Regions from separate parts of the Mus musculus genome. Here region 2 is linked to region 1. A link is a contact called in ENCODE Hi-C or POLR2A ChIA-PET data. All regions are on one chromosome and are shown on one strand. The core of a region is the stretch at or near the end of the contact, and the rest is flanking DNA. Distances in the headings are between cores, read along the strand shown. Region 1 holds the start of Gm31585 (a long non-coding RNA gene). Region 2 holds the start of Cstad (CSA-conditional, T cell activation-dependent protein).

What was found. Hi-C counts contacts between places; a loop is a spot of excess contacts on that map. ChIA-PET counts read pairs that join two places held with the same protein, here RNA polymerase II (POLR2A).
Region 2: a loop to region 1 is called in a map of heart, with 3 times the contacts of the local background. The contact joins the promoter of Cstad here to the enhancer-like site in region 1. A Hi-C loop is called at or near these places in 10 of 37 maps with a recorded cell type or tissue (CH12.LX, T-helper 2 cell, gastrocnemius and 2 more). POLR2A ChIA-PET finds 5 or more read pairs at or near these places in 3 of 5 experiments (Patski and embryonic stem cell).

Annotation. Positions count from the first base shown.
Region 1 is chr2:30,542,831-30,550,075 of GRCm38, reverse strand. Gm31585 (a long non-coding RNA gene) reads right to left here and starts at 5,585. Exons shown (of 3, transcript XR_374225.3): 1 at 4,038-5,585; 2 at 3,160-3,231; 3 at 2,232-2,598. Within about 2 kb of position 2,944, at least 2 of the 3 ENCODE cell types and tissues checked have a DNase peak (open chromatin) inside an H3K27ac peak, as active enhancers do; they include gastrocnemius and heart, where a contact is called at or near this core.
Region 2 is chr2:30,590,384-30,597,628 of GRCm38, reverse strand. It overlaps Cstad (CSA-conditional, T cell activation-dependent protein), which reads right to left and starts at 2,585. Exons shown (of 2, transcript NM_030137.2): 1 at 2,555-2,585. The coding sequence starts at 2,559.

The sequences.
Region 1 (7,245 bases), core at 1,695-4,194:
CGTGGCCTAACTCTGGCTGTGCCCACCCTGTACCACAGGTCTCAGGCTCACCCTGGGCCATCACTGGCTAACCTTATGAATTTGCTGGGTGCTTCTCACACTCTCCCTGTCCCCATCTGTGAAGTGATGGAACTAAGGACCACTACACCCTTCTCACCGGCAAGTGAGATTCGGGCCCCCTTTTCCAGCAGTAACCCTGTATAAGCAGAGATTGAGACTGTGTCTCAAATACCTGCCTTTCTACAGCCATGGCTCATGGGAGGCCCGTGGGTGTAGCGATATTATTCCCTCTGGGTCTCAGTGGTGACACCATGGCCCAGTTTCTGCTTGTGAAGCATTTGTGTGTCTCGCACAGACCCTGAATCCAGAGTTTGACTTCTCTACCTTCTCTTCTTCCTCGGTCCCTTGCTTGTAGCAACAGCTAAACCACTTTCTAGGCTTCTGTGGGCCCAGTCCTGTAGAGACCATGGGACACATGGGGAAATAACACCTGGTTCTGAGATCCTATGACTAAGGTGGGTGTTTGCTCCCACAATGATGGGGCACAGCTCCAACCACCAGCAGGAGAGAATAGAACCCAGGGTGGAGGCTGCCAGAGTCTGAGAACACTCTGAAGGTTCATGCCCTGGGAGCCAAGGGCTCCACTGGCTTTGGCATCCTCGGCCTCTTCCTCTTCCTCCTCCATGGGCACTGGACATGTCTAGGCTGAGAGGATGAAGGAAGTACTGAAGACAGACAGAGTCCTGATGTTGTCCCACACTGGTCTAGCTTACAGGGAAGGACCTGGTGCTGCACAGAGAGATGACATTCCTTAGGACACAGAGGAAGTCAGTAGCTGAAAGGCCTTATGCAGTCTCCCGGCCTCACACCCAGCCCTTTGTCCACTGAGCAAATTTAAGATGCAGGGAGGGGCTGGAGAGGTTGCTCAGTGGTAGAACACTGGCTGCTTATGTCGAGGACCTGGCTTTGTTTCTCAGCACCCACATGGGGCTCAGAACGACCTGGAACTACAGTTCCAGGGGATCTGATGCCCTCTTCTGGCCTCTGAGGGCACCAGGCATCCATATGATACACAGACATACATGCAATCACACACTCGTAAAACAGAAACAAATCTTGAAAACAGAAGAGTCTGTTTGTCATGATAGTCAAAGTGCGGCATAGTGGACTGTGCCAGCAGAGGACTCCCACCCACTGGGAAAGACATCTCCACAAATCATGGTTGCTGGAAGAGGAAAGCCAGGGACAGGAAACAACCTGTGACTCTCAAGGCTGCAAGCACTGAGGAGGGGGGACTCATCTAGGAGCCAAACTCCTAGTCCCCCTGCCATGGGTCCTTAGAGCCAGGAGCACCCCTTATGGGACTGCCAGCCCATCAGCTCTTCACACCTGTCATCAGTTCCAGAAGAGAATGAAATGTCAGGCATGGGGAAGGGCAAGGGGCGGTGACTGCTTCACAGGTACAGAGCCTCACATTCGGGGACATGAGCCACTTCCCTTTCTTTTGACAATTTGATGTTAAAATTTTATAATCATAGCCAGGTGTTGTAGCAAACACCTTTAATCCCAGTGCTTGGGGTGCAGAGGCAGGCGGATCTCTGAGTTCTAGGCCAGCCTGGTCTACAGAGTGAGTTCCAGGACAGCCAGGGCTACACAGTGAAACTCTGTCCCAAAAGAAAAAAAAAAATTACAATCATTAAAATGTATCTGGAGAGGAGAGCACACGTCATACCACAGTCCCTGTGGAGAGGCCAGAGGACAACAAGCAGGAATGGTTTCTCTCCTTCCACCATGTGTGTTCCAGGGCCGGAATTCAGGTCCCAGGCTTGGCAGCAAGCACTTTTATCCACTGAGCCATCTAGTCAGCCCTTCAGTTCTTTTTATTTTGGTAAAATACACATAACACAAAAGTTACTCTTTGAGCCACATTGAGTCTGCAGTTCAAGGTGTTTAATCCACACTTGACTTTTTGAAAACAGAACCTCCTGCCTCCACATCCTGCCCAGGCAGGCCCGGGGAGGGCTGAGCAAGACAATCGCTTGGCTGAGCAGTGAGGAAAAGGAAACAGGAAGGGTCCGGAAGGAAGCGGCTTCCCAGCAGCCTGCTCAGCCCCACCCAAGTCCTGACCAGCCTCAGCCTCCTCCAGGAAGAGTCACCATGCCTCACCTCAACAACAGCTGGGGCTTGCCCCCACCCGCCCCCGCCCCCACCCCCGCCCGCCCCCGCCCCCTCCAAGCAGGAAGCATGAGAAACTTCCCTGGCCTCCACTCTAGTCAAAAGGCAGGTATGGTCAACTTGAAGAGTCCAAGGTTCTCATCCATAAAGTGGGGAGCAGGTGAGAGCTGGATTCCCCAGCCATTCTGAGAGCTTATGTAAAGCAAGCTTGGAGATGCTACCAAGCAGCTTCCGGTGCCAGCGGCATCCCGTGTCAACAGCTTCCGGTGTCAGCGGCTGCTAGCGATGTCACGTCACGGCTGTCATTCTGGCATCTTGTGTGTCCTGGCCGTGGGTCTCGTCAGCATCCCTAGACCAAGTCCTTGAGCTTCAGTAGAAATTCACAGGGTTCACCATGACTCTGGGACCAGCTCATGGCTAGCTCTGTGGCCAAACAAGACACAAGACTGTGAGGGACAAGAGGGGACAGGCAAGGCCTCTGTGCTCTGCCAGACTAATAAACAATAAGTACATTCAGGTGCTTGGGAAGGGTCAGTCAAGCTTCCTGGGGACATGAATGAAGGCGGACAGACAGAAAGATCCAGAGTGGAACCACCGGGCAAAGGCCAGGAGGTGACAAACACCGTGGAATATACAGGAAACAGGACGCAAAGGGAAAGGGTAGGAGAGGGAAGGGTCTGGGGGAGACCAGCGGGTGGGCAGATCAGGGTTTGTGTGTGGCCCAGCGCCATTTTGGCTTTCCTTGTAGGTAGAAGAGGCTGCAGGAATACTTTAGAGTGCTGGCCTATGGTCAGAGGAGACCTGAAGTGTGCAGGCACCACCTCAGGCAGGCATCGTGGGAGAAAGACTTGGAAGAGAAAGAGGCTTCTAAGTGGGTGGGGGGAGCTGGAGAGGTGAACTGGTTAGCAGAACAATGTCCCAAGCGTAACCCCTGGGGCACACAGATGGCTTGTTTCACAGCAGAGAGGAACAGAGGCAGCTCACCAGCCTTTGAGCCGGGGGTTTCTTCTAGTTCATCCGAGTGACTGAGGGACTCTGAGATGGGAAAGCAGGTAACTGAAGAGCAAGCAGGGCCAAAGATCAGGAAGGTAGTCAGGGGGTGGGCTCTCTGCTTGGAGAAAGGTAAGGAGGCTGACCCTTACACACACACACACACACACACACACACACACACACACACACACACGGGGGGGGGGGAACAGAAATAGAAAGAGACTGCAGAAAGAACCCACTGCTAACACACACATACAAGGGGGGGGGACAGAAACAGAAAGAGACTGCAGAAAGAACCCACTGCTAACACACACACACATACACACACAGAGACACACACAGACACACACACGAGAGAAAGAGAGAGAGAGAGGGGGGGGGAGATAGGTGGGGGGGTGGAAGAGACAGAAACAGAGACTGCAGAAAGAACCCACTGCTAACACACACACACAGACACACACGAGAGAGAGGGAGAAACAGACAGAGTGACTGCAGAAAGAACACAGTGCTAACACACACACACACACACACATGCATGCACAAGAGAGAGCCTGCAAAAGGAACCCAGTCCTCTCTCTCTCTCTCTCTCTCTCTCTCTCTCTCTTTCTCGTGTGTGTATGTGTGTGTGAGAGAGAGAGAGAGAGAGAGAGAAGCAGAGACAGAAATAGAGACTACAGAAGGAACCCAGTGCTAACACACACACATACACACACAAACACATACACACAAGAGAGAGAAGCAGAGACAGAGACATAGAGATTGCAGAAGGAACCCAGTGCAAACACACACACACACACACACACACACACACACACACACACACACACACACACGAGAATCTGCAGAAGGAACCCAATGTTGCTGCACACCTTGAATTCATCCAGATTTGACCTCTGACCTGTAGAACTCCGCTGTTGTTTTATGACACTAAATCTGGAGTGATTTGTTATGGTAGCCATCACAAAGGGCTGCAAGAGGAGAAATGGGGGTGCGAGAGGACAAAGTCCGTGCCCCACAGCGCTGGGGCCAGAGCCCAGGAGGGCCTCATGGGAGAGGTTGCCTGAAGGCAGTAAGAGAGGCAGAGGATGCTTGGGCCAGAGAGGTTCCCCACAATTGCTTGGATCTCATTTATTTCAAGCATCGAAACAACCACGCCAGAAAAGCTTTCCTTACTAGAACTAGCCAGGCAAAATCAACTGAATTTGAACCTCACTGGTTGAAGTTAAGGTGGGCTGAGATGCCCAGGGCCAGGAGGTGTAAGCAGGGAGCCTGCGCGTTCACAGTCATAAAAGATGTTCGCCTGTGGGTTTTTCCTGTAGAAGAGACAGTAGGTGGGGCTGGTTCTGATCCTTTCCCACCTCTCTCCCATTAATTTTTGTTTGTTTGTTTGTTTGTTTAATCCACTCTTCAAGCAATAATGAGGAAAGCGAGGTGTCCAGCAGGCGGGAGGCGCGGCTCCCAGCCTCTCCGCCTGGCTTCGTCTCTCCACCGGGCTTCGTCCCCCACCGCCTCCCCGTCTTTGTCTGGCTCCCGCGCTGCCGCGCACATGGTCCCCTGTCAAATTCCGGGCGGCTCCGTGGGACACGTGTCGGGAAGCCAGCAGCGCCGCAGGTCTCGTGTAACCATGGAAACGGAGGCCAATGGGAGGCCAGCGCTGCCCGCGGGGGGCGGAACCTACAGCGCGGGGGTTGGACTTAGGCGTGGCCAGGAGGACTAATAAGCAGGAGATTTGGGTGTGGTTTGTGTGTCATTCAAAAGAGGATCAGACCTGTGGCAGTCCGCAGTGCGGAGGACGCCCACCAGGCCGAGTCCTGCACCACGTGGTTTTGATGACATCCTTCTTGGTACCGGGTATTGCTTTGCTTATAAACTAAGGTTAAGATTCAAGAATTCTACAGATGCAGGCTCCGTGCCACCAGCTACCCTGAGCCATGGGCACGTGATCAGACAGACCCTCCAGTTCTTCAGCTTGGCTATCTGTAAACAGGGTTGGTGTGAGGCACCCACGACTGACTCAATTATAGCCAAGGTTCCCAGCCACCCTCCAGGAAATAGGTGCTCTTTCTGAGGCAGGAAACCCATCTTATAAGGAGTGAGGTGACCCTGGGACCCTGTCGAAGCTGGATTCAGTGTGTCTATCAACGAAGTGGGAAGAGGAGACTGGAACCTGTCAGCCAATACAATCTGTCCCCATTGCAATAGGCAGGCAGATGTATAGCTGAGCACCTCTCAGTGCAGGGGGTGGAAGTCCCAGTGCCCAGATCTGGGAGCCAGGATGCCTGTGGGAATCGCTGCCCATCAGCCAGGGACCATGATAGCATTTTTGCCGCTGGATCAAAAATGTAACTGAGAATCTGAAACAAGGTGATACGGGTTCTTCTACGGAAGTCCAAGAATGTTCAGTGGCAGCAAAAGCAGAAGACAGACTGTTCAGGAGGGACTTGGAGTCTGGGAAGCTAGATTGCCAAGTCCAGCACAGGGCCAGGGACAAACATCCTCTAGGTGGGAGCTTCTGTTAGCCTGAATCACTTCTTCCATGGAGGAGTCTATTCACTCATTCATCCTGTAAGGTTTTATGCAGGTCAGCTGGATGCTGGCAGCTCTGCTAAGAACTGGGTTGCAGAGGTGAGCCATGGCATTGCTATCTGCAAGAAGCCACTATCTGGTCAGGGAAACAGACATTAAAGAAATAAACAGGCAAACAAATCCATACCTCAAGTACCCATGAATACCCGAGAAGGGAAGAACAGAAGCCATAACACCCAGCAAGTAAGGAGGAGGCTGGGGTGGGGGTGGGGGACTCTCCTGGGAAGTGACATTGCTGATGCACCTTCTAACAGAGCTAGAGACTTCTGTGGGGAAAGCACTGTGCCTAAGCACCTTGGAGCCTGGATTCAGAAGCTCAGGCACTGTGCATGATGGGGAAAGAAGCCCTGAGGCCAGCCAGGGCATGAATCAGCAGGCAACAGTCAACAATCTGGATTCTAGAAAATGGCCCCCAGATCAGCCTTCGGAGAGCAAGACTGAAATGTGGGTGTGTGCGCACGCACCCACACCGTTTCCCTGTCCTCCCCTGGCTGGGGCAGGTAACTGACCTTACCATCTTCCACCTTTTCCCTTGGAGAGACACAGATCGCCCTGGAGTCAGAAATGAGTTTCAGGGGTCGGGAGCTGGCTCAGTCAGTAAAATGCTTGCCTTGCAAGCCGGAGGACATGAATTTAATCTCCAGAACCCGTGCGTTGGAAAGCCAGGCACAGTGATGCAGGCTTGTAACGCCAGCCCTGAGAAGACAGAGGCCAGAGCCGTGGAGCTCACTAGCCATCCTGCATGGATGAATCTGCATGCCCAGGCCAGTGAGAGACCCTGCCTCAAAACCAAAGCAGAAAGTTCCTGAGGAACAACCAAGTGTGTCCTTGAATCCACGTGGACAGACAGACAGATAGACAGAGACACACACCCACACGCAAAACATACACCACATACACACATCATACCCAAACACATCACACACTCACATACCATACATACATAACACAAGCACACACCACACACATCTTTCTATACCATATATATATATATATACGTATATATATATATATATATATATATATATATACACACATATATACACACACACCACAAAAATATATTACAAACATACTACACATACACCACACACATTTCAAACACCATATACACCATATATCCACACACATACACCACAAAACACATAGACACCACACAGGCATACCACACATACCACACATACACTTACACACACACCACACACACACATATTGCACATACCACATATACATACCACAGACACACCACAGACACCAAACATGCATACCACACACATACCACACACACACACACACACACACACACACACACACACACACACACCAAGCATGAGCAGGTGACAAAGATGAGGAGCTGGGAGCCCAGAATATGTCCTTGGGGACGGCCATGGAGACAGGGAACTGGGGAACTGGCCCCTGGAAGCACATCTGGAGAGGGAAATGTAAACGGAAGAACTGGAGACCTCAAATCAAGAGCCCCGGTGACCATAA
Region 2 (7,245 bases), core at 1,336-3,835, 48 kb before region 1:
TCCTCAATGACACACCTAAGGCCTTACTTATGATGGTCACACCCTTTCCCTGTCCCCGGGCACTGTGATATCAGCTTGTGAACCAGGCAGACAGCAAGACTCCTTCCAGGAGTGAATCCAACTTCCATCAACCTGTCTGCATGCCGAAAAGGAAGGAGCCAGGGCGGCCACCAAGAGGTGCAGAGAGGCTCCAAGGTTGCTCCGTGACCTCCAGCTCTCAGTTTCCAGCCATCACCCACCCCAGAGTCAGAGACCCCTCAGAGACCAGTCACAGCAAGAGCTCGTGTGAGTGACCCTGGCCTGTAACCACACAGCAAGGCCATACACACCGCCAACATTTCTGTACATGGGAATCACAGTGACAAAGATAGAAATTAAATCGGGTCACACACAAAATGGCAGGCTGAGGAGAGGGCTCTGTTGGTGAAGGTTTTGCTGTGTAATCATGAAGTCCTGAGTTTGAATCCCAGGCACCCACATGAGAGCCAGGAGCAGCAACGCCTGTCAGTGACTTTAGTCTCTGAGCTAGTCAGTGAGCCTCAGTGAGAGCCCTTGCCTGAAAAGACAAGGTGGAGGATGACTGGGGCAGATACCTCTGTGTAAAGGCATGTGCACATGTGCCCTTGAACACATATGTGTATACACACACACACACACGCACACGCACACCGCACATGCACACGCACATGCAAAGGTCAGCTTCCACCCAATTTCCAGGTAAGCAAGGAAATAGTTGGGGTGAGAAGGCTCCGGAAGGGGAGTGGGGAAGAAACCAGTCAAATGGACAAGGGAAGGGTGGTCTCAAGCAGCTATGTCACACAGCTCTCCGAAGCTGGGTTCTTCAGACGGACAAGTCTATGGCTGCCTCCTGGAAAGTGAGCTACCCTTCTTGACTCTTTGTTGGCCAGCAGGGCTGGGGCTGGGGCAGAGGACTGACAAGAAGTGGTGGTCAATAACCCAGGGGTGAGAATGGGCTCTGGGGCTGGTGACATCGGCTCAGGATGACCTTCCAAGCCAAAGCAGAGGCTGGCACTGGGTGCCACAGATGCCCCACAGGAAGCTGCCACCTGTCACCCTGTTGGGGTCTTCATTAGGATAAGAAAGAAACAGAACTGTGGGGTGGGAGGTAGTTACAGGACTGTCAGAGCTTATGACACTGGAAGTCACGGAGAAGCTGTTCAACCAAGACCCCCCTGGCTCACTGGGCTTGGAAGGTCTCAGGTTAGCTATTCCAGCACCTTCTCTATCTCTCAGACTCCCTTCCATCTTCATCCCACGGCCTGGGAGAGGAGGCCTGGGTGGCTCCGGTCTGAGCACTCTCAAGCCTTGCTCAGTTCCTTGCCTCAGTTTCCCCATCATAGATTGCCAATAACAACAACACTTGCTAGGGGTGTTGTAGGGACTGCAGAGATCTTTGTGGGGTGATCACAGTCAGGAGCCAGTTCCAGTGTGAGCTACTCCTTCCTCCCCCCGCCCCGCCCCCCAGGCACTTTGCATCTTCCCAGCCCAAGGGTGGCATCTCCTGGGTGTTGTATAAGAAGCCCCAGCCCCACAGGGCTGAGGATGGCTGGCTGCCTATCAGATGAGACATCTGCGTGTTTCAGGCCTATAGCTGCCCGAGATCCCTGCCTCTGTCTGGCTTCTTAAACCACAGAGCAAGGAATTTGATATTTCCTTGTAAGGGCTATGGGCTTTTGTGGTTCCTGTCCTCCTTGGGCATACAGTCTGATTGTGAGTCAGGAACCCAGAGGCTGCAGCAGGAGGGCTGGGGCAGGAGATACTTTCCAGAGAAGATGCTCAGAGGAGGGGCAGGGGAGACAGAGGGTAGCAGAAACTGCTGGAGGCACCCAGGAGCTCACTGTGGGTCAGGGCAGACCCTTACATGAGCTCACTCATGGGGAGACCTTGGGTTGGATAATCAAGGGGAACCACTGCTTGCAAAATCCCTGTCACCTGTGAAGACATAGAACAGGTTCTACCATCACCACCCCCATTTTACATATGAAGAAACTGAGGTTCAGGGAGGACAGCAGCACCCCTCTAGTCCTGCAGCTTTGGTCTATCTCTAGAGAAACCTAGGACCAGCCTGCGTGAGGCCTGTCCAGATCTGGAAGGAAGGGACTAGGGACCAGGGGTAGGAGTTGGGATGGAGGAGCTGAAGGGGTGGGCAGCAAAACCAAAGCCAAATCCTATTAGTACTAGGCAGAGAGATGGAGGAATGTGGGTGAGGACAGGGTCAGTCGAGGAGAGGCCTGGAACCCCTAGAGCACCGGATAGTTCCCCCTCCCTCCCAGGTGCGACCCCTCAACTTCCCGGAAGACACCACCCCCAGCTGGGCGGAGAGAAGGCCCACCGCCCCCGAGCCGCCCAATCAGAGGCACTCCCAGTCTGATGGCGGAGGCGCGGGCTGAGGGTTCCCCGGGCCTTCGGGGGAGCCCGGGGACCTGACCCCGACTCGGTGCCCCCGGCCCCCGCCCCCAGCCTCATTAGCACCGACGCCGGTTGTCTCCCCTAGCTTTCCGGTGGCTCCAGAATTTAAAGGTTAAATCCTAACCTCATCTCAGCAGTTTCTCCGGGCTTTGCCTACCCAGCGCCAGTTGCTGGTAATTATATGCATCTCCGAGCAGCCAATCAGCTGTCAGACTGACAGATACTGATCTTTTCGTTTTATTTTTAGCTCTGTGCTTCCCCCTCTAGTTGCAAAAAAAAATTCTGTTTGTTCTGAAAGCCGCTGCCTGCAGCCCTGCAGCCTGCTCTCATCTCTCCTCCAGCCAGGCGCGAGCAGGCAGCCACTGAGGATGAAGCCTCCATCCCTTCTCCAAAGCAAGGACAAAACGGCCTCTGTCCCCAGCTAAGGGCCGGCCAGGACGAAGCCCCGCTGCTGCACAGGGCCGAGGCGTCCTCGGATGCACAGCCACGGGAGAGAAGATGGCTTTGGCCTGGAGAGGTTGCGGCATGGAATGGAGACAAATCCTGTCGGTGGCGCCCGGAGGCCAGGAGAGGGGCAAAGACAAACAAATAGCGGGGCAGAGCTTCACTGAGAGTGGAGGGGCTTACACAAGCCAGTGACCCCAGAAAAGCAATCACCTCACAAAATGAACAGAAAGGGGCCTAGAAGCTGCCCCAGCTCAGTTTTGCATGGGTAGGCCATGCTAGGCACACTGGACCCTTCTAAGTCACCTGCCATGGGAAAGGCCAGCGATATGCACCCCTGGAGTCCTTTTATGGATCGTTCTAAAAGGCTGTATGGGTCTTCCAGGAGGCCCCTGGTCATACAGTAGATTTTGGAGAGGTCTGATAGACTCTACGGTTTATAGAATTTCCCCTTGTGCCTCAACACTCTGCCCCGAACTCATGCTTGGCCGTAGATAAAGAGAAGCCGGCCAGCCAGGACAGGGCCAGGATCCCATCATGACTTCTCTCTGGAGGTAGAATCCAGTTTAGGACACTGGCCACAGAGGCCTGGATTTAAGCCCAGGTCATGTTTCTCAGCTCTGGGTCCCTAAACAACCACAAGCTCTCAAAGCCACAATGTTCCCATCCATGAAGTGGGTCTCAGGCATGCCTGCACCTCTGGGAGTGACTTGAGGGTAGTAAATGGTCACTCCTGGCTCCAGCACCCCGGGCCTAGCGCCCTAAGAGTATCACCAGGTCCTCTGTTTGGTAGATGGGGAAACTGAGGTTCATCTGACTCTTATTTGGCAGATCTGGGACTAGAACCCTCCCCTCCCTTTTTGGCTTCCTATTCTCTGACACCACAGATGGTGTGCTGAGAAGGCTGAGGAAAAGCGAGGAGAAGGGAATTAGGAGACCCAGCGAGATGGCGGGAGGCAGGAACACCCGGATCAATTACTTGCGCTATAAATTCTGCTGTTTTGCAAAGTGAGCACACAACCAGAGAAGCAGGGATCCCGATAGGACCTGGATTGAGCCGAGCATGCAGCACCCCAGCTGCCGATGAAAAGGATGAGCTGCAGGCTGGGGTGCTGCAGAGGTCAAGGGCCCACAAGTGGGGAGCTGAGGAGAGAATGCAGTTGAGCTCTTGGGAGAGTCAGCCTTTCTGCCGTCCCTAGCGGCTCTCTTCTCTATGCTGCTGGGTGGGAAGCCTGCCCTTTACTCCTGGCCCTGGACTTGGTTCAGAAGAGAGTCTCAACATGCCCATCCATAAAATGGGGTCATGAGGGCATCTCTTCCTGGGGCCAGTGGGAGGGGTCAGTGAAGTGTAAGGTGTGGGTGGCTTTGCGGGGGGGCCTGCACACACAGCAAATAGACTTGCTGCCGTTATGGTTGCTACTAGGAAGATAACCATGGGCTGGGTTGGGGGGCTGGTTTCAGGCAGATGGAAGTGCACTTAGCTATTGAAAGTGGGGAGGGGCTGGGGTGCAGCTTGGTGGATAGAGTGCTTGTCCTGGGGTCGATCCACAGCACCAAACAGACCAGGCATGGTGGTGCACACCTATAAGTCAAACACCTGGGAGGGAGGAGACAAGAGGATCGGGGGTCCCCCCCTGACAACTCAGAAAATTCAAAGCCAGCCTGGACTACATAAGAACCTGCCTTAGAAACAGAGTGGTCGTCCCTGTGACGGGCAGCACTAGAGAGTTCCCACAGCCATGGGGAGGGGTTCCCACCTTGCTGCATGTATCGAGCAGAGACCTGCCTCCATCCTCAGCATAATGCCCCACGGCTGCTGCTTTCCATCTCTGCAACCCTGAACCTCAACCCTTTAGGCCCCAGTGTTCCCATCCGGAAAGTGGCTCTCAACATCACCTCCCTGTGCCTGTGAGGTTGTGTGCTCACATGGCAAAACAACAGAAATCAACAGTCTCAGTAATTGACCATGGTGTCTGCAAGGCATGATCTCTTCCCAGCTGGAAAACAGGGCGAGGAGCTAGGCAGACCCCCTCCCTCCATGGCCTCCATGGGTGCAGAGCAAGGCAGACCCCCATGGCCCTGGAGCCTCCTGCAGCTCCAGAAAGGGGACGGCAGCACCGGCCTCTCCTACTAGAATGCAGGTGTCCGAGGAAAATGGGATCCTGAGAGCAGCCCTGCTGGAGCCTTCCACACTATAGGATTTCCAAGGCTGGCCACTCTGAGACAGTCCCTAGACACCTCCTTCTGCAGGGCAGGGGAGTACTCAGGAGAGAACCAGCCCCAGGCTTGGAGCTATTTGTCAGGAAGGAAATAGTAGGCATATCTCTGTCGTGTCCCCCCCCTCCCCCCCGCCCTCCAGGGATGCCAGTCTTTTGGTCCCAGACAACAACCAAATATATCAAACAAGATGACCAAATACAGCTAGGAACTACCAGAGCAAAGCATTGTGACAAGCTGGAGTGGAGGACTGAGGGCAAGTCCCTGGTCAGAAATCAGAGCCCTGGGGAACAGGCTTTCCTTTTGTGTAGACCAGGACCAGAGGTGGGCCATCTCAGGATGACGGTAGAGCAGCCTGCTAGCTTTCAGGGAGCCTACACTAAATTTCTTCTACAAAACAAAACAAAACAAAACAAACAAAAATAACACAACCGTCCTTGGGTAGAGACAATGGAGATGCTTTGTTAGCGGCAATGGCTATAACAAATAACCCTGTAATGATTGGTGTTAATTGGCAACATGACAAGATAAAGAATCCTGTGGGGGAAGTGGCTTCAGGGGGATATCGTGATCCTGTTGACTGAGATGGGAGGACTCACTTCTTTGTGGATAGAACCCCCTCTCTCTGGGTTCCTGGACTGTATGCAATGGGGAAAGGGGATTTGTACACTAGCTTATGGAAAAGATGGGACCAGCGGCTTCTGACACTCTAATGGACTGTACCTTGAACTGTGAGCTGAAACACCTTTCTCTGTTAGGTTGCCTTTTAAAAGAACGTAGTTTTAGGTTACTTTTTATTCTTTGTCAATTTTATATTTGTGTATCATGAATTTTAATCCTTTTCATCCCCACTACCCTCCCTCCCTCCACTGTTCTCCCATGAAAACTTTCTTCCAACATTTAAGTGCAGGCATGCGTTGTATATTCATGCATGGGTGTGTGTGTGTGTGTGTGTGTGTGTGTGTGTGATAGATGTTCTATTTAGTGTCAACCATTCCCTGCACTTTGACCAGTCATGACTTTCAATAACTATTGTCTGCTGAGAGAAGCTTCGCTGATGAAGGCAGTTTAATACTGTATCCATTTTGGTAAACAGTGTAGTGGCTTCTCACTGAGTCCCATAAACTCCCAGCTACAGATTCGTGGACAGGCTTCTAATACCAGGCTTAAATTCCCTTTGCCAGTGTACTTTATCACAGCAATAGGAAAATAACCTAAGACAAACTCCAAACAAAAGCACATCTGTAGCTCTGGTTACAGTAGCTATGGACTGGCAGGGAAAAGACCTAACTCCTGGTGGCTCTGCCGTTCTTAGGGACTGACAGTAGCTGTAATATCTACAATGCTGCATAGGAGGAAAAAAAAAACTGTGGAGAGCATGGAAGGATGTTTATTTCCTGGATAAAATGGGACGGATGAGACACTTCCCTCCCTGACCCACTCCATTGGTCAGAGCTCAGACATGTGGTTACGCCTAGATGCAAAGACTGCTGGGAAATGTAGTCCAGTTACATTTCCCCCAGTAAAGCCATGACCCAGAGCTTAGGGAACACACTGACATTTCTATTGTAGATGCTGTTCTCTTGGAGTGCATGATCTGAAATGGGGATCAGAATTCTATTCCTCCACTCCAGGATCGTGGAACCTGAGTGAGGGGACCAATGACGGTTCCAGACAACTGAGGGTTTGTGGCTTTGGAAGACAGGGTTTCTCTCCCTACCCCTGGGTATCCCAGAACTTGCTCTGCAGATCAGGCTGGACTCAAACTGACAAAGATCCCCCTGCCTCTGCCTCCAGAGTGCTGGGACTAATGGTATGCACCACCACACCCGACCACAGACAAAACTTTTTTGTTTGTTTGTTTTTTGGGTTTTTGGTTTTGTTTTTTGTTGTTGTTGTTGTTGTTGCTGTTGTTATTTCTTTGGTTTTTCGAGACAGGGTTTCTCTGTGTAGTCCTGGCTGTCCTGGAACTCACTCTGTAGACCAGGCTGGCCTTGAGCTCAGAAATCCACCTGCCTCTGCCTCCTGAGTGCTGAGATTCAGACAAAACTTTTAATAAAATTATATGAAAGAGCCAGGCCTGGTGGCACAAGCCTGTAACCCCAGCCTCACAATTTCAAGGCCCCTTTGGGCAACTTAGATTCTATCTAAAAG